4 separate regions of the Homo sapiens genome follow, and all the other regions are linked to region 4. The links are chromatin contacts, found by Hi-C or POLR2A ChIA-PET in ENCODE. All regions are on one chromosome and are shown on one strand. The core of a region is the stretch at or near the end of the contact, and the rest is flanking DNA. Distances in the headings are between cores, read along the strand shown.

The links. Hi-C counts contacts between places; a loop is a spot of excess contacts on that map. ChIA-PET counts read pairs that join two places held with the same protein, here RNA polymerase II (POLR2A). Pooled maps may share reads with other maps.
Region 1: a map of B cell shows a loop between it and region 4 (4-fold over the local background). The contact joins the promoter of CFAP36 here to the promoter of PSME4 in region 4. A Hi-C loop is called at or near these places in 3 of 168 maps with a recorded cell type or tissue (B cell, CD4-positive, alpha-beta memory T cell and naive thymus-derived CD4-positive, alpha-beta T cell) and 11 of 50 pooled maps. POLR2A ChIA-PET finds 5 or more read pairs at or near these places in 1 of 52 experiments (OCI-LY7).
Region 2: a loop to region 4 is called in a map of ascending aorta, with 9 times the contacts of the local background. The contact joins the promoter of RTN4 here to the promoter of PSME4 in region 4. A Hi-C loop is called at or near these places in 3 of 168 maps with a recorded cell type or tissue (B cell, ascending aorta and naive thymus-derived CD4-positive, alpha-beta T cell), 4 of 37 single-sample maps with no recorded cell type and 21 of 50 pooled maps. POLR2A ChIA-PET finds 5 or more read pairs at or near these places in 3 of 52 experiments (MCF 10A, activated CD8-positive, alpha-beta memory T cell and naive thymus-derived CD4-positive, alpha-beta T cell).
Region 3: a loop to region 4 is called in a pooled map, with 4 times the contacts of the local background. The contact joins the enhancer-like site here to the promoter of PSME4 in region 4. A Hi-C loop is called at or near these places in 2 of 50 pooled maps. POLR2A ChIA-PET finds 5 or more read pairs at or near these places in 3 of 52 experiments (GM12878, OCI-LY7 and activated T-cell).

Annotation. Positions count from the first base shown.
Region 1 is chr2:55,518,468-55,524,788 of GRCh38, reverse strand. It overlaps CFAP36 (cilia and flagella associated protein 36), which reads right to left and starts at 5,071. Exons shown (of 10, transcript NM_080667.7): 1 at 4,873-5,071; 2 at 2,623-2,687; 3 at 967-1,068. The coding sequence starts at 4,987. RefSeq lists enhancers at 4,291-4,540, 5,721-5,770.
Region 2 is chr2:55,047,762-55,053,729 of GRCh38, reverse strand. It overlaps RTN4 (reticulon 4), which reads left to right and starts at 3,279. Exons shown (of 9, transcript NM_020532.5): 1 at 3,279-3,985. The coding sequence starts at 3,430. RefSeq lists enhancers at 3,449-3,498, 3,461-4,273 and silencers at 3,639-3,698, 3,839-3,958.
Region 3 is chr2:54,972,266-54,978,581 of GRCh38, reverse strand. RTN4 (reticulon 4) reads left to right here. Exons shown (of 9, transcript NM_020532.5): 6 at 3,818-3,887; 7 at 4,715-4,761; 8 at 4,961-5,019; 9 at 5,384-6,316. The coding sequence ends at 5,426. Among named protein-coding and RNA genes, the nearest start is that of RTN4, 75 kb to the left of the region's middle. RefSeq lists a silencer at 3,919-4,120. Within about 2 kb of position 1,286, at least 3 of the 41 ENCODE cell types and tissues checked have a DNase peak (open chromatin) inside an H3K27ac peak, as active enhancers do; they include GM12878 and OCI-LY7, where a contact is called at or near this core.
Region 4 is chr2:53,968,915-53,975,479 of GRCh38, reverse strand. PSME4 (proteasome activator subunit 4) reads left to right here and starts at 4,487. Exons shown (of 47, transcript NM_014614.3): 1 at 4,487-4,937. The coding sequence starts at 4,696. It also overlaps a transcript of ACYP2 not described here. RefSeq lists enhancers at 3,969-4,018, 4,314-4,608, 4,875-5,639 and silencers at 4,219-4,608, 4,483-4,644, 4,619-4,818.

The DNA of each region.
Region 1 (6,321 bases), core at 3,822-6,321, 1.5 Mb before region 4:
GCTGGTCTCGAACTCCCGACCTCAGGTGATCTGCCCGCCTCGGCCTCCCAAAGTACTGGGATTACAGGCGTGAGCCACTACTCCGGGCCTGGTTTCCTCATTTCTAAATGGAAGTTATATAGTAGCAGTTTCTTAAGAGGTGTCAGGAAGATTAAATGAGATAAAACATGTCAAGTGCCCAAAATATCAATTAGCACAAGCCCTCAATAAACATTAGTTTACAGGCTGGGCGTGGTGGCTCATGCCTGTAATCCTAGCACTTTGGGAGGCCAAGATGGGCAAATCCCTTGAGCCCAGCATTCAAGACCAGCCTGGACAACACAGCAAGACCCTGTCTCTACAAAAAAAAAAAAAAAAAAAAAAAAATTAGCCATGTGTGCTGGTGCGGCACCTGTAGTCCCAGCTACCAGGAAAGTTGAGATGGGAGGATTACCTGAGCCCAGGGATGTTGAGCCTATAATGAGCTGCAATCACACTAAACTCCAGCCTGAGCAATAGAGTGAGACCCCATATCAAAAAAACAACAAAAACAAACATTAGTTTATAACATATGTATTACTACTTCAGCCTAGCACTACACAACCAGTAAGATAATACAAGTAGTTCCAAGAGAAGGAAGCAGCAGCAGGAACTACTGACTGTGGATCTGCTAAAATTATAAAAGGAGCAACTGCAGAATTATTGGAGATCTATGTAAATAAAACAGTAGTTTGTATAAACCCTGTGATCTTATTCTAGTTCTGAGTTTAGAAAGGTCACTTTGAGTTGCATCAGTTCATTAATGCCTCAAATTATCATTTTTCAGGGTTGCTCTCAAAAAGAACTCATATGTGATGAATTATCTTTCTACCTCTCACAATGTCTAAAATATTACACTTTGTCAATCAAACATTCAAATTTAAGTGAGTGTTTAACCCTGGGCATTTGTTAAAACTGTATGTTAGCAGAATAACACAAAGCAAAAACCTGTGATGTATGGGTCTTTGCAAGAGGAGAAGTGCATGCTTCTTGAAATTGATCTTCATTAATTCCAATTTCTTTGAGGTAACCTTCTAACAGCTTTTCAACCTAAAAAAACAAAGTTTAACTTTTATAATTACATAGAAAAATTCTACATGACAGTTTGCATATTAAGTATTTAGTTTAGAAAAGTATCATCGAATTTTTTGCAAATATTAATCTACATATTACATGACAGTGACATTGTCTTTCACCAAAACACAAATTAAAAGTTAATATTTTTGCTGAAAATCACATGAAATTGTATTTCTTCTAATAGAAATAGTTGAAGTCAGGATTATGAAGTTCAATGTGGTACAACTCTTCTGCTACCCAGAGGCATTTTTTTTTCTTCTTTTCTTTTCTTTCTTTTTTGAGATGGAGTCTCACTCTGTCACCCAGGCTGGAGTGCAGTGGTACGATCTCGGCTCACTGCAACCTCTGCCTCCCAGGCTCAAGCAATTCTCCTGCCTCAGCTTCCTGAGTAGCTGGGACTAGAGGCGCCTGCCACAATGCCCGACTAATTTTTTTTTTTTTTTTTGGTAGAGATGGCGTTGCACCATGTTGGTCAGGCTGGTCTCGAATTCCTGACCTCAGGTGATCCGCCTGCCCTGGCCTCCCAAAGTGCTGGGATTATAGGCATGAGCCACCACGCCTGGCCTTTTCTTTCTTTCTTTCTTTTTTTTTTTTTTGAGACAGAGTCTTACTCTGTTGTCCAGACTGGAGTACAGTGGCACAGTAATGGCTCACTGCAGCCTTGACCTTCTGGGCTCAAGAGATCATCCTCCCACTTCAGCCTCCCAAGCAACTGGGACTACAGGCACATGCCATCATGACTGATTAATTTTTGTAATTTTTATAAAGATGGAGTTTCACCATGTTGCCCAGGCTGGTCTCGAACTCCTTGGCTGAAGCAATCCACCTGCCTTGGCCTCCAAAGTGCTGGGATTATAGGTGTGAGCCACTGAGCCCCACTGCCAGAGGCATTTTTTAAAATCACAAGACAGGCTGGGCAGTGGCTCACACCTGTAAACCCAACACTTTGGGAGGCCCAGGCAGGTGGATCACTTGAGCTCTGGAGTTCCACACCAGCCTGGGAAACACAGAGAAACGCCATCTCTACAAAATACAAAAAAATTAGCAGGGCATGGTGGTGCACACCTGTAGTCCCAGCTACTCAGGTGGCTGAGATGGGAGGATCGCTTGAGCCTGGGGAGGTTGAGGCTGCAATAGGCTGTGATAGTGCCACTGCACTCCAGCCTGGGTGACAGAGCAAGACCCTGTCTCAAAAATAAAAAATAAAAAAATCACATGACAACCATGACGAAGTGAATAATTAATATGTCCCTGGATGCGTCAACAAAATAAGAATAAGATATAAAGAATACATGCAAGAACCCATAAAGAGTTGTAAAACCATTCCTTAGAGTAGAGGAGATAAGTCATCCAAATGAGATATTCAGAGCACCTGTGGAGACAGATATAACTGGCACTATTGTTAAGGTAGATTGGATTTTTGTAAAATTAAGGATTTTTAATGTAAAAATATTTTTCTTCATTTAGAAAAGCTATAAGTAGTATTAGCCTAATTACTTTTAAAAATCAGTGAAAAAAAATACTCACTAGTTCTTTGTATTCCTGATGAATCTCTGTATAGGTCAATTTGCTTTCTTCTTCATCATCAAAAACTAAATTTAAAAGAAAATATTACATAGTGTAAAAACCAAATCATTTTATTAATGCAAATTTAAAAATCCACTCCTTCCAAATAGAACTGTCAACCTAGCTCTTCAGCTTTGAATTCTTAGGGTTTATCTTTTAAAAATATATAAATGAATATATCTAAAAATATATACTATTGGCCGAGCACTGTGGCTCATGCCTGTAATCCCAGCACTTTCGGAGGCCAAGGTGGGTGGATCACCTACGATCAGGAGTTCGAGACCAGCCTGGCTGATGTGGTGAAATCCCATCTCTACTAAAAATACAAAAATCAGCCAGGCGTGGTTGTGCGCGCCTGTAGACCCAGCTACTCGGGAGGCTGAGGCAAGAGAATTGCTTGAACCCAGGAGGCGGAGGTTGCAGTGAGCCAAGATTGCACCACTGCACTCCAGCCTGGGCGGCAGAGTGAGACTCCATCTCAAAAAAAAAAAAGAAAAAAAAATATACACACACACACACACACACACACACATATATACTATTAATTGTAAACAAGCTTTTTTGCCTACTTGAGAAAATATTTAAAATGAATACTACCTCATATTTAAGACAAAAACACATTTCAATCAATATGAGGCAATAATTTCTTCATAACTTTTAATGTAATATTATTGTTAATGGTTAAATCCTTTTACAATAGGTTCCATATTATTTTATTGTACTGGAATTTTGCTGATGTAAATGTTACTGAAAGTGACCAGGCAATTTTTGTTACCACAGATAAATAATGAAGTTAAATAAAATCAAAACAAGTGTTTACTGAATGATCATATGTATAAAACAATGCAGTGAGCCAAGATCACGCCACTGCACTCCAGCCTGGGCAACAGAGCGACACTCTGTCTCCCAAAAAAAAAAAAAAAAAAGGAGTACAAATACAAGTTATTTTGTTTTTGAACATTGTTAAAAAATTACCTGTAAAAATAACACTTTAATAACTACGATTTGAATATTGATTATAGCAATGAAAATGTAATGAAAAGATTCAGTGGTCAAACTGAATTTCATCTTTACCAGATTCATGATATCTTGGAATTTAAAGAAGTCTTAAAAGGTCATCCAGGATAACCGACCATTTGATAGCTGAATAGCTGAATCCCTCTAACCCTATTAAGTCGCTATCAGATCCATTCAAACACTGCTGGAGCCGGGAAGCTCATTACCTTCTGAGGCTGGCTAACTCATCTTGGATACATTCTATCATGAAACACTTCCTTCACTGAAATTTGTTTCCCTGTAGCTTGTACCAACTGACCCTAGCTCTATTCTACTCAACCTTACAACACAAAGCAGATGTTCAAATAATTGATGAATACTACTACCCTCAAAGTCTTGCCCGATTAAACAACCACAATAACGCTTGGGCACTCATTTATATGACGTGGTTTCTGGTTCCTTTTCTGCGAATGGGCTGCAAATAGTCTCCACGAACTGAATGCAGAACTCCAAGCCTGAAGAACTGCTCAGAACCCGGAGATGCCTGTCCTTCACGGGGAATATTATGCCATATCTATACGCCTCATTTGTTCCAAGAATGGTCCTGCCCCACCTCGCCAATTTTTGGTATAGCGAAGAGTAGAGAGCTCACCAAGGGGAACACAGGCCACCAAAATCACCGGCTCTGGGCTTCCTGGAGTTATCACATGCCCTCCTTTGCAGTTAACTGTTGGTTTGGAGTGAAATCATTTCTCATTTCCTAAGCTGACTACACCGGGCGAAATGCTAGGGATCATAAGGAACTCAGGTAAACCGACGCTTCTCCTCTCAAGTCTGGCAAAGCTGTTGAAGAAGCCCAGCCAAACAGTCCACCTGCCGAGGGCAGAAACGTTCGGGACAGGGTGAGAGACCGAATTTACGATTCAAGTCTAATGTTCTTCGGACGTGCGCTTCGGCCCCAGAGAAGGGGAGTCTCGGTCCCCGTTTTCAGGTCTGCGAAGGAACACATTGGCAGGGTGAAAGGAATTCCTCCCACACAACCAGCTCTAAACCTGATGACGCGGGTGGAGAAGGTGGTGAGGGGAACGAGACCTTGCGACAGGGGTGGAGACAGGGGGTCGGGGAGACGAGAGATGGCTTGTGGTTACCAACCCCCTGCCCGCCGCTGGTGTGAGAGAGGAGAAAAGGATTGTCGGTTCGGGCTCTGGTTTTTACCTTCACATTTCTGTTCCACAAAGTCCAAGATGGGGATGGACCAGTCTGGGCCTCGCAGGAACCCCGCGATGCTCTCCACTACCCACTCCACCTCGTCTTCTTCTTCCGCAGCCATCCCGCCCCAAAGGGGCAACGGGGAAGATCCCTAGGCCAGACCGCCGGACCCCGGTTAGGCCTTTGGGCCACAAGGAGCCGAGAGGGAGTAGGGGAAGAGCTGGCCCGCAGTCGCTCAGCCCCCAGGATAGAAGCTACCAACCAGTTAATGCAAAATGGTCGCTATGGCAACACACGTAGCCGCCCTAGACCGCGGCCCGGAAGTGAAGACAACTTTCCAGGAGCCTGCGCACTTAGCGGGGAGGGCAAACGTTTGAAAAACGTTTCTGATTGGTTAAAAAAGAACAGTGGACGAGGGCTGAGAAAAGAAGTGTAGCTATTGGCTGGAAGTCATAGACAGATTGCGCTCTCTCTTCTGATAAATGCGTAGGAGCCAAGGTTTAGAAAACGCGCAGTAGACGGGCGCGGTGGCTCACGCCTGTAATTCCAGCACTTTGGGAGGCCGAGGCTTGCGGATCACCTGAGGTCAGGAGGTCGAGACCAGCTTGGCCAACATGGTGAAACCTCGTCTCTACCAAAAATACAAAAATTAGCCTGGCGTGGTGGCGCCGCCTGTAATCCCAGGTACTCGGGAGGCTGAGGCAGGAGAATCGCTTGAACCCGGGAAGCCGAGGTTGCAGTGAGCCACTGCACTGCAGCCTGGGAGACTGCGTCTCAAAAGAAAAACAGGAAGAAAGAAAAGAAAAAAGAAAAGGCTCAGTGAGGGTCTGAGGTAACCGGGTCTCCACCTGACAGGGCTTCAGCGGCTGCAGTTCATCATTGTATCCCCAGCACCTCAGTCCCAACCATTTTCAGACCATTGGCCCAGAGGCGTTTGTAATTAAAGGGTTGTCTGAAAATACAAAGCCGAGCTGTGTGAGACTCGCTGATTGTCTTACGGTCAGTTTGCATCTGTATCTTCAGGCGGGTCTTTAATCTCTTACGCTTGGATAAAGATAACTAGAATTAGGAGCTTTTCAAGGGCAAGAGCAAAGTTAATACTCACTTAAATAAATGCCTTGGTAACCAAATCTTATTATAACTCCAACTCAGCATTTAGGTGGAGTCCATTGTGGAATGGGGTCTTCAGTGGTCATTGTGAAGGTGTTTGGAGTCCCAAAATATCTTCAGACAACCATATATATATATATATTTTTTACATAAATAGGATTATATGTACAGTTATGAATTTTTTTCTTATATCTTTATCTTTTAAAAATATAAATTTGTGCTTTCTTTGCAACTGCATAGTATTCCATAAACCATCCTTTAGTCTATTTTTATTTTGTGAATGTGCACACAGTATCTTACCTGAATGCATGAAGATGATCATTATGTGCCTTTTTTTTTTTTTTT
Region 2 (5,968 bases), core at 2,030-4,529, 1.1 Mb before region 4:
GGTATTTTCTTTTCTTTGTTTCTTTTTTTTTTTGTTTTTTTTTGAGATGGAGTTTCGCTCTTTTCACCCAGGCTGTAGTGCAATGGCATGATCTTGGCTCACTGCAACCCCTGCCTCTCAGGTCCAAGCAATTCTCCTGCCTCAGCCTCCCAAGTAGCTGGGGTTACAGGTGTGCACCACCATGCCCTGCTAATTTGGTATTTTTAGTAGAGATGGGGTTTCACCATGTTGGCCAGGCTGGTCTCAAACTCCTGACCTCAAGAGATCTACCCGCCTCAGCCACCCAAAGTGCGGGGATTATAGGCATGAGTCACGGTGCCCGTCTGATAAGCTATTTTCAAATATAAATTATTGAATAATTATTTTAAAACTATTATTAGTATCTAGAATGTGCATTTTTCTTTTAACTGGTTCAAATGTCCACCAGAATTTTGTTAGTGATAGTGATATTTACATCTAGTTACAACAATGTATAACTAGCTTTACTTTTAATTGTGGTAGAGCAGCAACAGCCTCCTTTCTTTTTGCTTTGTTGATCATTCTATGAAAGCTGGGCAAACTCTTTACTCATCTATCTATCAAATACTTATTTTTTTAGAAGTCACTGAGATTAATAAAATTTATTTTTATTCTGCACCAGATAGTGCTTATATTATTGCATCAATATTAACTGCTATTTCCTATTAAAATTGTAAATCTACTATTTATAATTATTCTTTTGTGAAACTTTGATTAAAGATACTCCTTTGAGACTATTTTAGTAGTAGTAGGTACAGGGATATATGAATGCAGAAATATCATATAAACAACTTGCAAATAACGTAAGTCCTGTTTATATTAGACATACATAAAGGCCCTGTGAAACTTATCATTAAGGAATTTCAGAACAGTCATAGTGGGAAAAGCATGCGGGGAAGACTGCTGATAGCTAAACTGTGACAATAGAAAAGGTCGTATCATAAAATACTGTTAGTATATTTTTGTATGTTTATGCAATTGGTTGAAAATCAGGCAAATTTTTTATAATTTTTGATAAATATTTGACAAAGACTTCAAATATGTCTCTTGTAGTCACCATTGTAGAAATTTGTTTTGTTTAAATTCATTTGGCATTAACTTCCCGCCCCAAAATTCTACATCAATACATCTCTCTTCCTACTCTTCCCAACCCCTCCAAAAAATAACACCAAACTCAAAGCAAGTCACAAACGTTTTGCACAAATAAAGCCAGTTCTCCGTGGAATTAATGTGATAGGTCTTGAATATATTGTTGATAATTAACCCAATCAAGTAACATTGCCAGGAAATCTTTATTCTTTTCCTTTTTTAAAGGTTCATAAACTTTATTTCTTAGAGCAGTTTTAGGTTTACAGAAAAGTTGAACAGGAAGTACAGAGTTCCCATACACTCTCACTCCTGCCCCCTAACCACAGTTTCCTCTATTATTATTAACATAACGCATTGAGGTGGTACATTTGTTACAACTGATGAACTGATATTGATATATCATTAACTAAAGTCAATAGTCTACATTAGGGTTCACTCTTTCTGTTGTATAGTCCTGTGGGTTTTGTCAAATGCATAATGTTATGTATCCACCATTACAGGATAATACAGAACAGTTTCACTGCCCCCAAAATCTTCTGTGTTCCACCTATTTATCCCTCCCTCCAACTCTTACTTTTCTTTTTTAATACCCAAATTAAGCCACAGTAATATAAATTAGTTGGAGCTAAGAATTTGCCAGTGATTCCCCATGGCAATCAAACTTTCTTAATTATTAATCTAGACTAGCACTGTCCAAAAGAAATATAATGTGAGCCATTATGTATTTAAAAAACTCTAGAAGCTGCTTTAAAAGGAACAAGTAAAATTAATTTAATAATATTATACTTATCCCAATATATCCAAAATATCAATTTCAACATTCAGTCAACAGGAAAGCTGAGATATTTTACATTTCGGAGGTACTAATTCTTGAAATCCAGTGCGCATTTTACACTTACAGCACATCTAATTTCAGCCTAGCTACATACATTCCGAGTGTTCAATCAGTAGCCACAAGTAGCCAGTACCTGTCAGGTACAGCACAGATTTAGACTTTGAGCAACTTGAAAGCAGGTTATCCTCTTCTCTCCAGGGCCTCCAGAGTAGGCATGCAGTGAATATTTTTGAAAGGTAAATCAGAAAGATAAAAGGATCCTGATTCTTACAAAGATGTTCTGCAACTACTCTCTTTAAACTCTCCAGCCTCATAAAAAGTGGAATGGGGATCATGCTTATTCCTGCATATCAAACCAATGACTATGGGGCTTCCTGACTCCCAGAAAGCCTGAATCATCCGAAATGTTGACTCATGAACCTAAGGTGACTGAAATGTAACGTGAACCAAATTAGCTTTCCAAGGCATCTTTGTATTTCCACTTTCCTGTCTCCCCGCTGCCTCTCTCTTTGGGTGACTCACTCTCTTACCATGTAAGAGTCCAGCAGGCAAGGCCCCAAACTCTCTTTGGAAGAAGAGCAGACTTTCAAATGGTCGGCCCCAGATCCCTAGTTAATTCAGCACAGCTGTTTTCCTCCCAATTTCGGGGGCTGCGGTTTAGACTGAGTGAGCCTAACTGTCAAAAAACAATTTTTTTCTTATTTTAGGGTGGTAGTAGTAGTGATGTAGTTTGGAACTTTGAGTGAACAAATAATCTTTTATTTCAAAAATCTTTAAAAATCCTTAGGGCCCACTTCCCAGTCCCGCTAATACCTTTCTCCAGTCGGGTTTCTTCCTTTCCCGGGAGGAAAGTTTCCACTCTCAGTTCCCCCAGGATAACGCCCTTCCGGTGGCGCGCCAGAAACCGCGCCGACCCCTCCCAGCCAGCAGCCCGCCCCCTTTCCCAGTGCTCTAACGACATACGGACGCCAGCTGCGGGCAAGGCCAAGACCCCACCCCAACTCACGGTTACCCAAAGTGGGGGTGGAGCTCCCAGCTCTCAGCCCCGCCCATTGAACGCAATCCCAGCCGGTAAGAGAGAGGAAGTGCCGTAGTCCCCACCCACTTTCATCTCCTTCCCTTTCTGTTGGCCCGGCTGGTCGCCTATCTTCTCGATCCTGTAGCCGATTGGCTCTCTCCCTCCCGCGCCAGTCCCTGCCCTCCCCTGGGGAGGGTGAGTCACGCCAAACTGGGCGGAGAGTCCGCTGGCCTCACTCCTAGCTCATCTGGGCGGCGGCGGCAAGTGGGGACAGGGCGGGTGGCGCATCACCGGCGCGGAGGCAGGAGGAGCAGTCTCATTGTTCCGGGAGCCGTCACCACAGTAGGTCCCTCGGCTCAGTCGGCCCAGCCCCTCTCAGTCCTCCCCAACCCCCACAACCGCCCGCGGCTCTGAGACGCGGCCCCGGCGGCGGCGGCAGCAGCTGCAGCATCATCTCCACCCTCCAGCCATGGAAGACCTGGACCAGTCTCCTCTGGTCTCGTCCTCGGACAGCCCACCCCGGCCGCAGCCCGCGTTCAAGTACCAGTTCGTGAGGGAGCCCGAGGACGAGGAGGAAGAAGAGGAGGAGGAAGAGGAGGACGAGGACGAAGACCTGGAGGAGCTGGAGGTGCTGGAGAGGAAGCCCGCCGCCGGGCTGTCCGCGGCCCCAGTGCCCACCGCCCCTGCCGCCGGCGCGCCCCTGATGGACTTCGGAAATGACTTCGTGCCGCCGGCGCCCCGGGGACCCCTGCCGGCCGCTCCCCCCGTCGCCCCGGAGCGGCAGCCGTCTTGGGACCCGAGCCCGGTGTCGTCGACCGTGCCCGCGCCATCCCCGCTGTCTGCTGCCGCAGTCTCGCCCTCCAAGCTCCCTGAGGACGACGAGCCTCCGGCCCGGCCTCCCCCTCCTCCCCCGGCCAGCGTGAGCCCCCAGGCAGAGCCCGTGTGGACCCCGCCAGCCCCGGCTCCCGCCGCGCCCCCCTCCACCCCGGCCGCGCCCAAGCGCAGGGGCTCCTCGGGCTCAGTGGGTGAGTGCCGCGACCTCTCGCTTCGCGCCGCCCCTCGCGCCCCTCCCTCTTTTGTGTGCAGCCCCAGATGCTTTGGGCTGGTCCCTCCTCTCCGCCCCGAGGGCGCTTTGTCTGCGGACTTCGGGGCGATGGCGCCCCGTCTGGTTGGAAGCGCGGGGAGAAGGGTGGGGCGGCCCTTGGAGCCCGGGTTTGTTCTTATTGTCCGTCTTGGTTTCGGGGAACACGTGCACCGCTCCCGGCTCCCACTTTCACCCTGTGTGATGCCCAGCGTACGGATTCTCGGAAGTTAGGCACCCACCCGTAGTAGGAGCCGGGTATATACCCGAGAGCCAGGGTTGTGGATTTATCGGGTTGGTTGGGCTTCGAGGTGAGGAAGGAAAGGCCTTGGCACCCAGATATTTTTAGGAGGTGCTTTTGTCTACCCGTCTGGGTTGCTCCTTTGGAAAAGGTGCAGTTTTGCTGCGGGTCTGTTGGCCTGCATTCTGCCCCGGGCTCCCTCCTCACCTCCTGGCTGGCGTGGGTGGCCCCTTTGCGCTTCCCCTCCCCCTCCTCCTGTGCTCGTGGGGAGCTGGCCGAGTGGAAAACGTCCACATTGACCCAACCGCAGTGAAGGGAGAGCGCCTCCAGTGGTGTGGTGCGTGGAGAAATGGGAAGGAGAGAGTTCTGGTAAAGTCCTGCCACCGCCCAGCTCCCCGGGGTGTGATGTGGACTGCTCCCCACCAGCTAAACCGAGCCAGGGAAAGGGGATCTAGGCATTGTGTTCGAGGGGGCGTAGTTCTGCCGGGGTTTCAGCTGCAGGGTCGGAGGAATTGCTGTTAGTGTGGACTTGGCCCAGCCTCTTAGTGCATCATAATTGAATCTTACAGAAAAAAATAAAAGGCAAAATGGTTGACATTCCTAAAGAAGGGAAAACCTGTGGATTCCTTGCCAGGAATTGGCTAATTGAACTCGTGGCAGATTTACCATGAGACACAGAGAAATGTTTTGAGACAGACATTTTCATATATATTGGTTAGAAATACTGTTTTTCAGAAGGATATGTTTTAGGTTACAGAATCAAAATACGGTCACGTGCCTCATAACGACGTTTAGGTCAAGGACAGACCGCATTTGCAACGGTGGCTCCATAAGGTTGTAATGGAGCTGAAAAATTCCTGCCGCCTAGCGACGTCTTGATCTTGACCCTGTGTAGGCCTAGGGTAATGCGTTTGTATCTTAGTTTTTAACAAAAGTTAAAAAAAAAATAGAAAAAAGCTTATAGAATAAGAATATAAAATTTCTTTTCTATAGCTTTAAAATGTGTTTGTGTTTTAAGTTAAACGTTATTACAAAAGAGCCAAAAAGTTTATAAAATAGAAAAGATACAGTAAGCTAAGGTTGATTTATTATTGAAAAAATATATCTAAAGATAAATTTAGTGTAGCCTAACCGTAGAGTGTCTGTAAGTTGTACAGTAGTACATGGTAATGTCCTAGGCCTTCACATTCACTCACTACTCACGTCCACAGCAGCTTCCAGGCTGGCAAGCTCTGTTCATGGCCAGTGCCCTGCACACGTGTGCCATCTTTTAATCCTTTGTACAGTGTTATTTTAGGTATGTTTAGATAAACACTACACAAATACCATTGTGTTACAGTTGCCTACAGTAACATCCTGTATAGGTTAGTAGCCTAGGAGCAATTGATTATACCATATAGCCTACATATAGGTATGTAGTAGGCTCTACCATCTAGGTTTCTGTAAGTATACTGTGAGGTTTGCACAACGACAGAATTGCCTAACAATACATTTCTCAGATCCTGTTCCCCCTGTTCAGCGAGGCATGACTATGTATGGTCTGTAAAATAGTTTTCAAGTTCTTTCATTCACCTAAGTTCCTGATTGTATGTTATTATTAGTCACGTTGTTTTATTGCCGTTTTCATCTTGGGAAATTATTTTGGAAGCGAAAAAAATCACGTTTGTTAGAGATTGAGAATGCATA
Region 3 (6,316 bases), core at 37-2,536, 1.0 Mb before region 4:
TAGTTTTTAAACAACAATTTGAAAGAAGTATCTCTATAACTCATTGTCTTCATAAATGCAAAATCTGTTGTGTGCCCTCAAATTTATATCTACATTTTTAGATTCTGGGTCACAATTATCACTAGCTCTTTTTTTTTTTTTTTTTTTTTTGGAGATAGAGTCTCGCTGTGTCACCCAGGCTGGAGGGCGGTGGTGCGATCTTAGGCTCACTGCAACCTTTGCCTTCCAGGTTCAAGTGATTCTCCTGCTTCAGCCTCCCAAGTAGCTGGGACTACAGGTGTCCGCCACCACGCCCAGCTAATTTTTGTATTTTTAGAAGAGATGGGGTTTTGCCAAGTTGGCCAGACTGGTCTCGAACTCCTGACCTCAGGTGATCTGCCTGCCTTGGCCTCCCAGAGTGCTGGGATTACAGGTGTGAGCCACCATGCCCAGCCTACAATTATGACTATTTCCATGTGAAACCATCTTCCTCAGAAATTGAAATTTTAGAGCCGCTCTTGCTAGCATGTGAAACCTTTTCCTTGCTTATTGCCTTTTGGCGGGGGCAGTGAAGGAGGAGCCTGGCCTTTCAAAATGTGATCAAAAAAATAACCAAACTCCAGGGCTCATTAGTCCTTTTATAAACACCGGTGTGAAATGATGGGTATCCGTGTGCCTGGTCCAAGTTTCCTGGTGGTTGACTTGGGCGAATAAAAATAAGACATGTTCTGCAGAGTTCTCCTTTTAAATTCTTGTGTAATATTCCGTTTGTTTTGCTCCTTTGCAATTAACTACAAACTTCTAAGTCCTAGAAAAGATTTCAAGTATTTATAGAGTGAGCAACGATCATTTTCCTAGTCAAATAGTATGGCAAAAATCACTGTTTTAAAAAGTTGTGGCATTAAACTATAAATCCTCCCTCCCCTCGCTTCCCACCCGCAATTATGAAAGAAAAGCATATGACAATGCCTACTGGGCTCAGCTTTTGGGCTAATTGAGTCTGACTGAGCCTTCTTAGCAGGTTCCTGTCTTTTGAAACCTCAAATCCCAAAAAGCTGTCTAATAATTTTACTTTTTTAGGGACTAAGACCAGGTATTTTCAGCAGAGGTTCTTACTTTTCTGTAATTGAGGCGCAACTATAATGTTCCAGAACACAATCTTAAATCTGAAAGTGAGAGGAAGAAAAAAAAAAAAACGGCCTGAGCTCCAGAAATAGCTGACCCAGAAGAACACTAAAATCTAGCTCTCAGGCTCATAGGCAGCTGTTAACATTCACATTTTGACAGCTTCCTTTCAGGTTTCTTGAGCTCTCAGAAAAATTAGAAGGAAGTGGGCTGGGGATATAGAGAGAGTCCAAACTACCAACTAATGAATGAATCTGAAGGAGACACAGAAGGGCAAGTAGAGTTTAGAGTTTGAGAGTGCAGGAAAGTTTTGAAATGGTCAGAACTGCCAGAGTAATTTCTGAGATCTTACTAAGCACTCTCCCACCGTTTGCCTTAAAGATACCCCTTCCCCCAAATTGAAACATCACAAATCTGCAGAGCTCTTTAATCAGGTGTGTTATACACAGTGAATTTAATTCTCTTATTGCCCTGGAAGAAAGATAAACCAGATGTGGCCCTTGCCCCTTTTCAGTAAGTATTTGTTAGATCTTCATTACATTTTAGGCCTCCTTCCTCCAGTCTCGATACTGTGCAATGGAGAGATAAGCTTTGACCTCTTCAGTTAATAAGTATTGGCTATAATGTTGCAAAGTATTTGCCATGGAATCGTGTAGAATTTGTTAAGTCCAAAATGAGAGCAGCCTGTTTGCTTCTTTAAAGTGTTTATTGACCTTATTCCTGCCATGTTACAAATCCATCATTTGTGGTGGATTCCCATTAATAATGGTTACTCTCTAGGTTAGTTCTTGCTGCCACCCCTTTCTCTCCTGGTGGTGTGTTCCCTGAATACACTTAACCACTATTTCTGTTTTGGGCCGCCGAAGTATTCAGTTTTCTCAACATAGCTGCAACATTTAAAAATTATATGATAGCACACAAAAGTGTACATTTCTGGCAACACTGGCCTGGAATATTTGCATGGCCACAGCGTATGGAGCAGGGTTGTAAGTGCCCCTTTGAGAGGAAGAATGCATATCACTGTGTGCCTCAGTTCTCTCCCAGCCTCTCACATACATGTATGTCACCTGCCTGGCCCTAAGGACATTTGAGACCTCCCTGTGTTCTTCTCTTTGTCTTGGGATAGCCTGGCTTTTAGGAAGTGTTCTCAAAGAGGCAAGTGACATTTGAGCCCCTACAGTGGCTCAGGTGTGAAGTCTTGGGCTTTTCCCCTGTGGACTTGGAGTGAAGCCTTGTCAGTGACTGTAATGACCAAATGAGGAGTTATTTTAGCTTGTGTTTGTTACTATCTTCTGTCATGTTAAGGGCATCTTCGTTGCTAGAGTAATTTCTTCTAAAATATGGAAGGTCAACACTTTTCCCTTTAGACTTGTGGATAGTGATGGATAAAAATAACTCTCTTACTCTATAGTAAACTTGCTCAAGTGCAAAAGTTATATTTAGCTTCAGCAATAGGAGTCTATAAAACTGTGAGAGAAAAGCCTTACTAACTGAAGTCATCCTTCAAACCTTTCTACCAGGGGTTCCAATAGCAATTGCTAAGAATACGGCAGCTTAAAAAAATTTTTTTTCAATTGACAGATATTAAGAATGCCTGATATTTACTGACTTGAACATTAGTTAAATTCAGTTAGGGTGACCAGAGTGTTGCTATTTGTAGAACTGTTGCTTGGTAGAGTCATCCAAAGTGTCTTCCTAAGCTGTAATAAATATGCTTACTAATGTTTGACTGCTTAATTAATGGTCAGTAAGCATTCAGTCAGAGTTCGTTTAATACATGGAGAAAGATATATGCTTTAGATCAAGGGTTAGCAAACCACTGCTTGTTTGGGCCACGGCCTGTTTTTGTATAGTGTGGGAGCTAAGAGTGGGTGGTGTACATTTTTAAAGGGTTATGACAACGACACAGAATAATATGAGACACAAACCCTATGTGGCCCATAAAACCTAAAATTCTACTGTCTGGCTCTTCACAGAGAAAGTTTGCTGATCCCCGCTTTAGATAATGGGGGTGCTCTACTACTCCCCTTTTCATTTATAGTGTTACATAAGCCTAAATAATCACTGTAGCTGGTGGCATCATGTTTGTTACCTACTAAGTAGGTCAAAGTGATTGCCAGACATACACATGAAGGCCTTGAATTAGAAAGCAAAGGAACTGATGATGACCAATGTTTAACAAAATTCAGACTGACTTTGTGCCTGATCCTTCAAAGGCTAGAGGTGATATTTTTGGTACCTGAAACGTAATTTCCCTGATAAGTACTCTTTGCCCAATTATTGCTTATCAGCTGAGATATTAATGTCTGAATTATTCAGCTCATATATCTTCAAGCACTCAACTAGTTCATACTTTGAAATCAATTCTAATAGACAATTCTCATAACACCTTTATAGTCTTCCCATTTAAAAGGTAAATGTTGTTAGGGCTGGAGGGGTAAGATGCACCCTTGGTATATTGTCTGATCTCAGCAGAATCAACTACTTGGTAGTGTAGTCCAGAGAAAATGGGTCAAATCTATTAATTATTTTAGGATTTTGAAATTCATAATTGAGACTCGTGACTTAATAGTGAACTGCTCATGGTACTTTACCCAGTCTTCAAGTTGTATGCCTTTTGTAGGTAGGCATTTAGATGGGATGCTTTTGAAAGCATAATTAAGAAACTTTACTTGAATTTTGTTTATAATGGGCTAATGTTATTTTCTTATAGTTTGCAGTGTTGATGTGGGTATTTACCTATGTTGGTGCCTTGTTTAATGGTCTGACACTACTGATTTTGGGTAAGTCTACAAAGCCATTGGGATGAAAAATTGCTGGAAAGATTGTGTGCCAGGAGCTTAGACATTTTAGTGGAGAATATTCTCATTGTATGAAAAGTAGGGGATGAAAATGTGGGCCGGGCGCGGTAGCTCATGCCTGTAATCCCAGCACTTTGGGAGGCCAAGGTGGGCGGATCACCTGGGGCCAGGAGTTCGAGACCAGCCTGGCTAACATGGTGAAACCCCATTTCTACTAAAAATAGAAAAAATTAGCTGGGCGTGGTGGCGCACGCCTGTAATCCCAGCTACTCCGGAGGCTGAGGCAGGAGAATCACTTGAGCCCAAGAGGCAGAGGTTGCAGTGAGCGGAGATCGTGCCATTGCACTCCAGGTTGGGCAACAAGAGTGAAACTCCATCTCAAAATAAGTTTGAGGTTGTATTCTCTTTAAATAAGTTGGTGATACTGCTTCCCGGTTTATTGAAATGCTACCTTAGTTGCTGAAGACAGCTCCTACTAACAAACAGTGATAAACCAGATAAAGGGTGGCTTTATATGATGGTGCAGTCATAAATCTAACCAGGGATACCTTTATTTTATGAAATCTCACTGTGATATGATTTGAAGCTAGAAATGGTTCCTAGCTCTAATAACTGCAGCCTCACACAGTTCATTCATTCCTCTGGAGTGGCTCCTCAACAGCAGATGCATCCAGAGATCCTTATGTTTTTATTCATTCATTAGGAACACTGCTTGGTTATCTTGAGTTGCCAGTTTAATAGTTTTTTGAGTGTTTATTCCTCCCAAATCATTCCGTTCTTTTTGAAAAGTTGTATATTTCCCTTTTCAGCTCTCATTTCACTCTTCAGTGTTCCTGTTATTTATGAACGGCATCAGGTAATTTCCTAACTAACTGCTGACTTCAGAATAGAGCACTCACTCTATTACATGGGATTTACGGATGTATTAGTGCCCATTTTCAATGTCTTACAAAAATGAGAAGTGTGATGGTTTCTTAAGCCTTTAGCTTGACACATAGTAGTGGTTAATAAGATTCTTTAGCAACGGTAATAATTCCTTTATACCTCTCTTTCAGGCACAGATAGATCATTATCTAGGACTTGCAAATAAGAATGTTAAAGATGCTATGGCTAAGTAAGTATTTAAAATCTGCAGTGTTTTTACTAGGATAAGGTGTGCTGGATTGTGAGAACAGTATTTTCATATTGCAGGCATAATGAGTAACAAATCTCTATCAGACCTTAAGTGTGACTTCAGAGTTGCCAAAAGATTGTTTTTCTAACATTTGGACCATTCGTTTCTGGGTTTATTATGTGTTTAAGGCTTTGTTTAAATCTAATTCATGAGGCCAAGGTGGCAAAATTATAGCTTAGAATTAGGCAGCTTTAAGGATTTCATTTATTGTATTAGCTGAATAACATACAAGTAGTTCTTGGAAGATGGTATTTTAAGCAGCAGCAAACAAAACTGATATTTACATTGACTTTTTCATTTTCAGAATCCAAGCAAAAATCCCTGGATTGAAGCGCAAAGCTGAATGAAAACGCCCAAAATAATTAGTAGGAGTTCATCTTTAAAGGGGATATTCATTTGATTATACGGGGGAGGGTCAGGGAAGAACGAACCTTGACGTTGCAGTGCAGTTTCACAGATCGTTGTTAGATCTTTATTTTTAGCCATGCACTGTTGTGAGGAAAAATTACCTGTCTTGACTGCCATGTGTTCATCATCTTAAGTATTGTAAGCTGCTATGTATGGATTTAAACCGTAATCATATCTTTTTCCTATCTATCTGAGGCACTGGTGGAATAAAAAACCTGTATATTTTACTTTGTTGCAGATAGTCTTGCCGCATCTTGGCAAGTTGCAGAGATGGTGGAGCTAGAAAAAAAAAAAAAAAAGCCCTTTTCAGTTTGTGCACTGTGTATGGTCCGTGTAGATTGATGCAGATTTTCTGAAATGAAATGTTTGTTTAGACGAGATCATACCGGTAAAGCAGGAATGACAAAGCTTGCTTTTCTGGTATGTTCTAGGTGTATTGTGACTTTTACTGTTATATTAATTGCCAATATAAGTAAATATAGATTATATATGTATAGTGTTTCACAAAGCTTAGACCTTTACCTTCCAGCCACCCCACAGTGCTTGATATTTCAGAGTCAGTCATTGGTTATACATGTGTAGTTCCAAAGCACATAAGCTAGAAGAAGAAATATTTCTAGGAGCACTACCATCTGTTTTCAACATGAAATGCCACACACATAGAACTCCAACATCAATTTCATTGCACAGACTGACTGTAGTTAATTTTGTCACAGAATCTATGGACTGAATCTAATGCTTCCAAAAATGTTGTTTGTTTGCAAATATCAAACATTGTTATGCAAGAAATTATTAATTACAAAATGAAGATTTATACCATTGTGGTTTA
Region 4 (6,565 bases), core at 3,238-5,737:
AAGAGAAAATCCACCCCAGACTTTGGGTTACTGTCTCCACTAATGAGCAGACCAGCTCCCCGAAAGAAAGGTCTTCTAACTTTCTCACTGGGAAGCATTTCAATAGTGTTCTCCATGAAACTTTATTTAGAATAAGAGGAAGAGACCTTATTTTGCTTGCTCCCGTAAATTCTTCAACTTTTCCAGTTCAGATGTTTGTTTCTAGGGAGCTCATTGTCATCTGGAACTGCTTCTCTGAATTTTTTTTTTTTTTTTTGAGACAGAGTCTCGCTCTGTCGCCAGGTTGGAATGCAGTGGTGTGATCTCAGCTCACTGCAACCTCTGCCTCCCGGGTTCAAGCAATTCTTCTGCCTCAGCCTCCTGAGTTGCTGGGACTACAGGCGCACGCCACCATGCCAGGCTAATTTTTGTATTTTTAGTAGAGACGGGGTGTCACCATATTGGCCAGGCTGGTCTCTTCGAAATCTTAAATCCAAACATTTCTATTCTTCTAGATCCCTTGCTCAGGCGAATCCTTTCATCTTTCCCTTATAGCTCATCAGCATGTAAGTGTCTTGACATCTCTCTTCTCCTTCCCTATTAGCTCTCTACTCTCTTCACTTACACGTCAACCAAACTTAGACTTTAACCACTCTCTTTCAAATATTCTCAACTCAATTATCTCTAGAGAATTCAGTGAGATAATGTAGGTAAAGCACTGGCAGACAGAAATGCTCAATGAATGATAGCTAACACTACCATCACTACTGGCAACATAAAAAACATTATCTTGATCTTTTGTCATTCTATTATACTAGTATGTCACTAGTATATACTGTATGTCACACAATCCTGGGCCACTAAACAGTATTAGGGAAAAAATCATTAAATTGTGCAGATAGATAATAGTAAATTCAAGCTTCCAGCCTTACCTGCCAAACAATTCTAACTTTTTAAATCAATTTTCTGAATTCTGAGACTACTCTAAGGCTTCTTCAATTTCCTCAAATCTACCTACCACTTCCCTATAATTCTCATTGTCTTGTTTCATAGGAAAAAATAGAAACTATAGAAAGAACTTCTCCAACTTCCAGTACCAAACATTCCAGCATCTGCACCTATGCTTCCTTCCCTGCTTTCCTCCTCTGACAATGGAAGCACAGTTTGATTTGCTTCTAAAGGTCAATGACTCCACATTCTCTTCCGCTCTTTGTCGTCCTCACCCAATATCTTTAACTTCTCTCTCCACTGGCTCCTTTTCATCCATATTTAAATATATCTAAATATGGCCGGGCTCAGTGGCTCAAGCCTGTAATCCCAACACTTTGGGAGTCCAAGGCGGGCGGATCACGAGGTCAGGAGTTCGAGACCAGCCTGGCCAATATGGTGAAAGCCTGTCTCTACTAAAAATACCGAAAAAAAAAAAATTATCTGGATGTGGTGGTGCGCACCTGTGGTCCCAGCTACTCGAGGCGCTGAGGCAGAAGAATCACTTGAACCCCGGAGGCGGAGATTGCAGTGAGCCGAGATGGATCCATTGCACTCCAGACTGGGCTACAGAGTGAGACTCAAAAAAAAAAAAAAAAAAAAAAATATATACACACACACACACACACACACACACACACACACACACACACACACATATATATATCCCACATTCAAAAATCCCTCCTTTTATTCCAAGTACCTCCTCATTGTCTCGCGCGTCCGTGGGAAGAGACCACCAAACAGGCTTTGTGTGAGCAACATGGCTGTTTATTTCACCTGGGTGCAGGCAGGCTGAGTCTGAAAAAGGAGTCAGCAAAGGGTGTTGGGATTACCATTAGTTCTTATAGGTTTTGGAATAGGTGGTGGAGTTAAGTGCAATGTTTTGGGGGCAGGGGGTGGATCTCACAAAGTACATTCTCAAGGGTGGGGAGAAATACAAAGAACCTTCTTAAGGGTTGGGGAGATTATAAAGAAACTTCCTAAGGGTGGGGGAGATTACAAAGTACATTCATCTGTTAGGGTGGGGCAGAAACAAATCACAATGGTGAAATGTTATCAGTTAAGGCTATTTTCACTTTTTTTGTGGATCTTCAGTTGCTTCAGGCCATCTGGATGTATACATGCAGGTCACTGGGGATATGATGGCTTAGCTTGGGCTCAGAGGCCTGACACTCATCTCTTTCCGGCTCTCCCTACCCCATTATTTTTTAAAAGGTTGTCCATATTTGCTGCCTCTATTTATTCACTTCCCATTTGTCCTTTGTCACCATAATCAGATTTCTATTCTACACTCCAACGACACTGTTCTTATGCGCTTTATCAATAAACTATCCAATAAACCCTTTCAGGTTTCACTTCATTTGACCTGTTAGCTACCTAAGGTAGGATTGTTCGCTTCTCCATGAGACACCCAGTTTCCTAGAACTCCTCCTCTCTCTGCTTTTTGTGAATATTCTTTGTGGCCTACCTTCCTTTTCTCTGTCTGTCCTTAAATGTGGGGCTCCTCAGAGATTTGTGAAGGGCCCTATTTTTTCATACTGTATATTTCCTTCCCTCCTGTCGTCCATCTACACGCTAATCTGCATCTCAGTTTAGATCACCCTCCTGATACATATGTCAACATACCCATCCCATAGGCATTCTGCCTCCCAAGCTGTTTCTGCTGTGTTCTTTATCTCAGTGAAGGACTTCACCTATCTACCCAGCGTCGTCTTGTCTCTTTCCTTTTTAATTTTTCACTTTCAGTCAACTACTAAGCCCAAGCCATTCTGCTGAAGTAGCTCTCAATTTCAACTGACATCCAGGCCATGATTATGTCACACCTTAAAGGGTCCTCCAGTTCCCAATCTTGTCAGTTCCAACCCATTTTCCAGACGAAGCCAGAGTGACTCTTTTTTTTTTTTGAGACGGAGTCTCGCTCTGCCACCCAGGCTGGAGTGCTGTGGCACGATCTCGGCTCACTGCAAGCTCCATCTCCCGGATTCACGCCATTCTCCTGCCTCAGCCTCCCGAGTAGCTGGGACTACAGGCGCCCGCCACCATGCCCGGCTAATTTTTTTGTATTTTTAGTAGAGACGGGGTTTCACCATGTTAGCCAGGATGGTCTCCATCTCCTGACCCCGTGATCCACCCGCCTCGGCCTCCCAAAGTGCTGGGATTACAGGCGTGAGCCACCACGCGCCTGGCCCTTTTATTTTTTGAGACGGAGTTTCGCTCTTGTTGCCCAGGCTGGAGTGCCCTGGCGCGATCTTGGCTCACTGCAACCTCCGCCTTCCGGTTTCAAGCGATTCTCCTGCCTCAGCCTCCCGAGTAGCTGGGATTACAGGCGTCCGCCACCACGCCCGGCTAACTTTTTTGTATTTTTAGTAGAGACGGGGTTTCACCATGTTGGCCAGACTGGTCTCGAACTCCTGACCTCGTGATCCGCCCGCCTCGGCCTCCCAAAGTGCTGGGATTACAGGCGTGAGCCACTGCGCCCGGCCGCCAGAGTAATTCTTAAAAAATGTAAATTATATCATCCCACTGCTATGCTTAAAATCTTTTGGAAGTTTGTCTCTAGGATAAAGCTCTGAATTCCTTAGGATTGCCTTCTCAGTCTCATTTCTCCGTCCCCTCTCTTACGCTATTTTGAACTTTGAATTTTTAGAATACATGCTTGCAGCGTCAAAGCTGTTCTCTCAGCTGAAATACGTGTCCTCCTCCCTCCTTTTTCTAACCAACTTTGCACTCAACCTTCATAGCTTAAATTAAGTATCACTTCTAGGAAAATGACACCCTCTCAAACCCCCTAGTTTCAACTTCTTTGTAGAGTTCCTAAGGATTCTTGTACTTATCTAGCAATTAAGAGCATTATCTTGTAATTCACGTCTTTATCTCTGCTAGACTAAGTCCTTGGGAGGGCGGAAACCAGGTTAAACTTTCTATCTCAATAGCCTAAACTGAGCGCCTTACACACAAAACAGCTGTTCAAATAGCATTTGTTCAGCGAGTAACTATTTTCTTCTTTGGAATGATGGCGGCCAGAATACCAGAAAGATGGGGACTTAAAGGGGACAGAAAAATTAAATCTATAAGGAACAAGCGGGATGGAGTAAATAAATCTATAAGGAGCAAGTGGGTACGTAGGCTTTTCCATAAACCCCTCTAACCCAGAAGCCGGGGCTGCTCGGCTAGGGGGACCAGGCCGACCTGGCTGCCGCCTGTCGTGGCGACTGGGACTCCAGTGGGCTGCCGCTTGGAGTGCGCGACCCCCGGCGAAGCAGGACAATAGCTTGGAATTCGGCCTCGTGTTTCCGGTGAGGCAGCCTCGCGCTGGGCCGGTGAGGCCTGGGGTGGGGGCTCCGAGCCGGGCCCACGGCGAAGAAGGCGCAGCCCGTTGGGCTCCAGCTGCCGCCACCACCGCCTCCCCCGACGCCGTCGCTCCGCCCCGCCCCGCCCCGGAAGTGACTTGAGGCCGGTCCGGAACCTCTGGGCCCGGCGGCTGCAGCGTCACCAGCAGAGCCGGTGCGGGGCGGGCAGAGCGGCCGCTGCCGCCGCCAACGAACTGAGAGCCGCGTGGGGCCCAGCAGCACGCCGGCCAGGGAAGGGGGCCTAGCGATCGGTCCGAGGGCGACGGGCCGCCAGCGGCCGCAGGGCGACGAAGACGCGGAGGAGGCGGAGCCCGGAGAGGGGTGGGGGCCGGGGAGGGTTCGGGTGGGAGGGGGTGGGGGGGGTGTCCCTGGGCTCATGGAGCCGGCCGAGCGGGCGGGAGTCGGAGAGCCCCCGGAGCCGGGCGGGCGTCCCGAGCCGGGCCCGCGGGGCTTCGTCCCGCAGAAGGAGATCGTCTACAACAAGCTGCTGCCCTACGCGGAGCGGCTAGACGCCGAGTCCGACTTGCAGCTGGCCCAGATCAAATGCAACCTGGGCCGGGCCGTGCAGCTCCAAGAGCTGTGGCCCGGGGGCCTCTTCTGGACCAGGAAACTCTCCACGTAAGTGTGCCCGGGCCTGCGGGCCGGGCCGGGGGGAAAGGCTCAGTGAGAGGTGTCGGGGATGGTTGCTCTTTGTCCAGAGGGCTGGACCCTTAGCTCTGTCCTCGCTGGAGCTGTCCCCGAGCGGTGATCCCAGGGTCGTGACAGAGCCTGTGAAGTACTCAAGCCGTCCTCCCTGCCACTTTCCTACGGGACTTCCCGGGTCTTTACCATCCCTCTACGTCCTCCGCATCTGCTTCTCCCGAAGTGTTCGGGTTGTTGTCTTCCCACCTGGGGGGCCCTGGGTAGCCCAAGGGCCCCGGCCCCGAGGGAGAGAGGTGAGCCTTTCTCAAGGGTCCTCCGTGGACTTTTGCGCATGGGAGAGGCGGGGCAAAGAGAATTTGTCTTTGGGGGAGTTCCTTGACTTGTCTCCTTGCTTCCTCCGGTTCTTCCTTCCCCTACGATCCCCGCCTCTTCGCATCTCCGTTGGCGTCTAGTAACTTTCTGAATGGAGAGAAGACCATAGGGAAACTTAAGGGTTTTGCTTTTTGGGGGCCCTCTCAGACCTGGCGGAGTTGATCGAAAAGGGTCGTTTAAAGTCAGACCTCATTCTTGAGCTTAACGTCTTATGTGGACAGTGTTGTTTTGGATTGTGTGTTGCTCCTGTTGTGACATTTCTTTTGGAGAGACATTTAAGATACTGAGGAAAGTAGGGAAGAGCACTGTCAGGATGTCCAGGGCGATATTAGTATCAGGCTTGTGTTAATTTTTTGAGTTACTCAGATTAAGAGATTACCTAAATCAGTTTCAGGAGTTCTGTTTGTAAACTAGCTTCAAACTATAGTGTCACTGAAATTAGGAAAAAAAAAAAAAAAACGAGTGAAAATACAGTGGGGGAAAAAAGGTTACATTTACTTGCTGGATGGGCATCTTTACTGTGTCCGAAGAGCTTTTTAAGAAAGAATTTTGCTGTATCTTGTTTGGTTAACTGTACATAAAATCTAGTAACATGGTATGTTCACGCATGTGGGTATGGACGGGTGAACACACAAGACATAACTCACTCATTCAGTGTTTACCCAAAGCTGCTGATTGAACTGAGTGATGACTCAGGGTTTTGTAATAGTTTTGTGTATATTCACTGGATGATTCTCATCTGCCAATTATTAAGGGGCCTCTGACAAATTTCTCATTTCCACTTGAGGGGTGGGTGGGACCTTTTTAATTAAAAAGAAGCAAAACTAAAACATGTAATTTGCCCTCTTCAGAGAGTGATCATAAAATGTCAAGGTTAACAGCTCTCCCCTTGACTAGAGTATAATGAAGTTTTTCGTGTTAGGATCCTTAGGAGAATGGAGGTGAGGGGCGGCAGAAGCAGGAATGCAACAGGGAGAACCACGTTTAGTCAAAAAAGAATATTTTATAAATAGTTAAAATCCAAATGCTTTTTCAAGTGAGACTCCTAGGTTTTTGTGTTGCTCAGGCACAGTAAAAATAGTCACTTTGTTACAGTAATTCCCCATTTTAATCACTTGGATTAGACTTGCCAGAGAATACCTACCATTTTTGGGGACGCAAACAGCTTTTTTTAGTGTACATTATATAAATATGCCATGGTGTGAAGGCATATCTGCTTTGGATTTATAAAC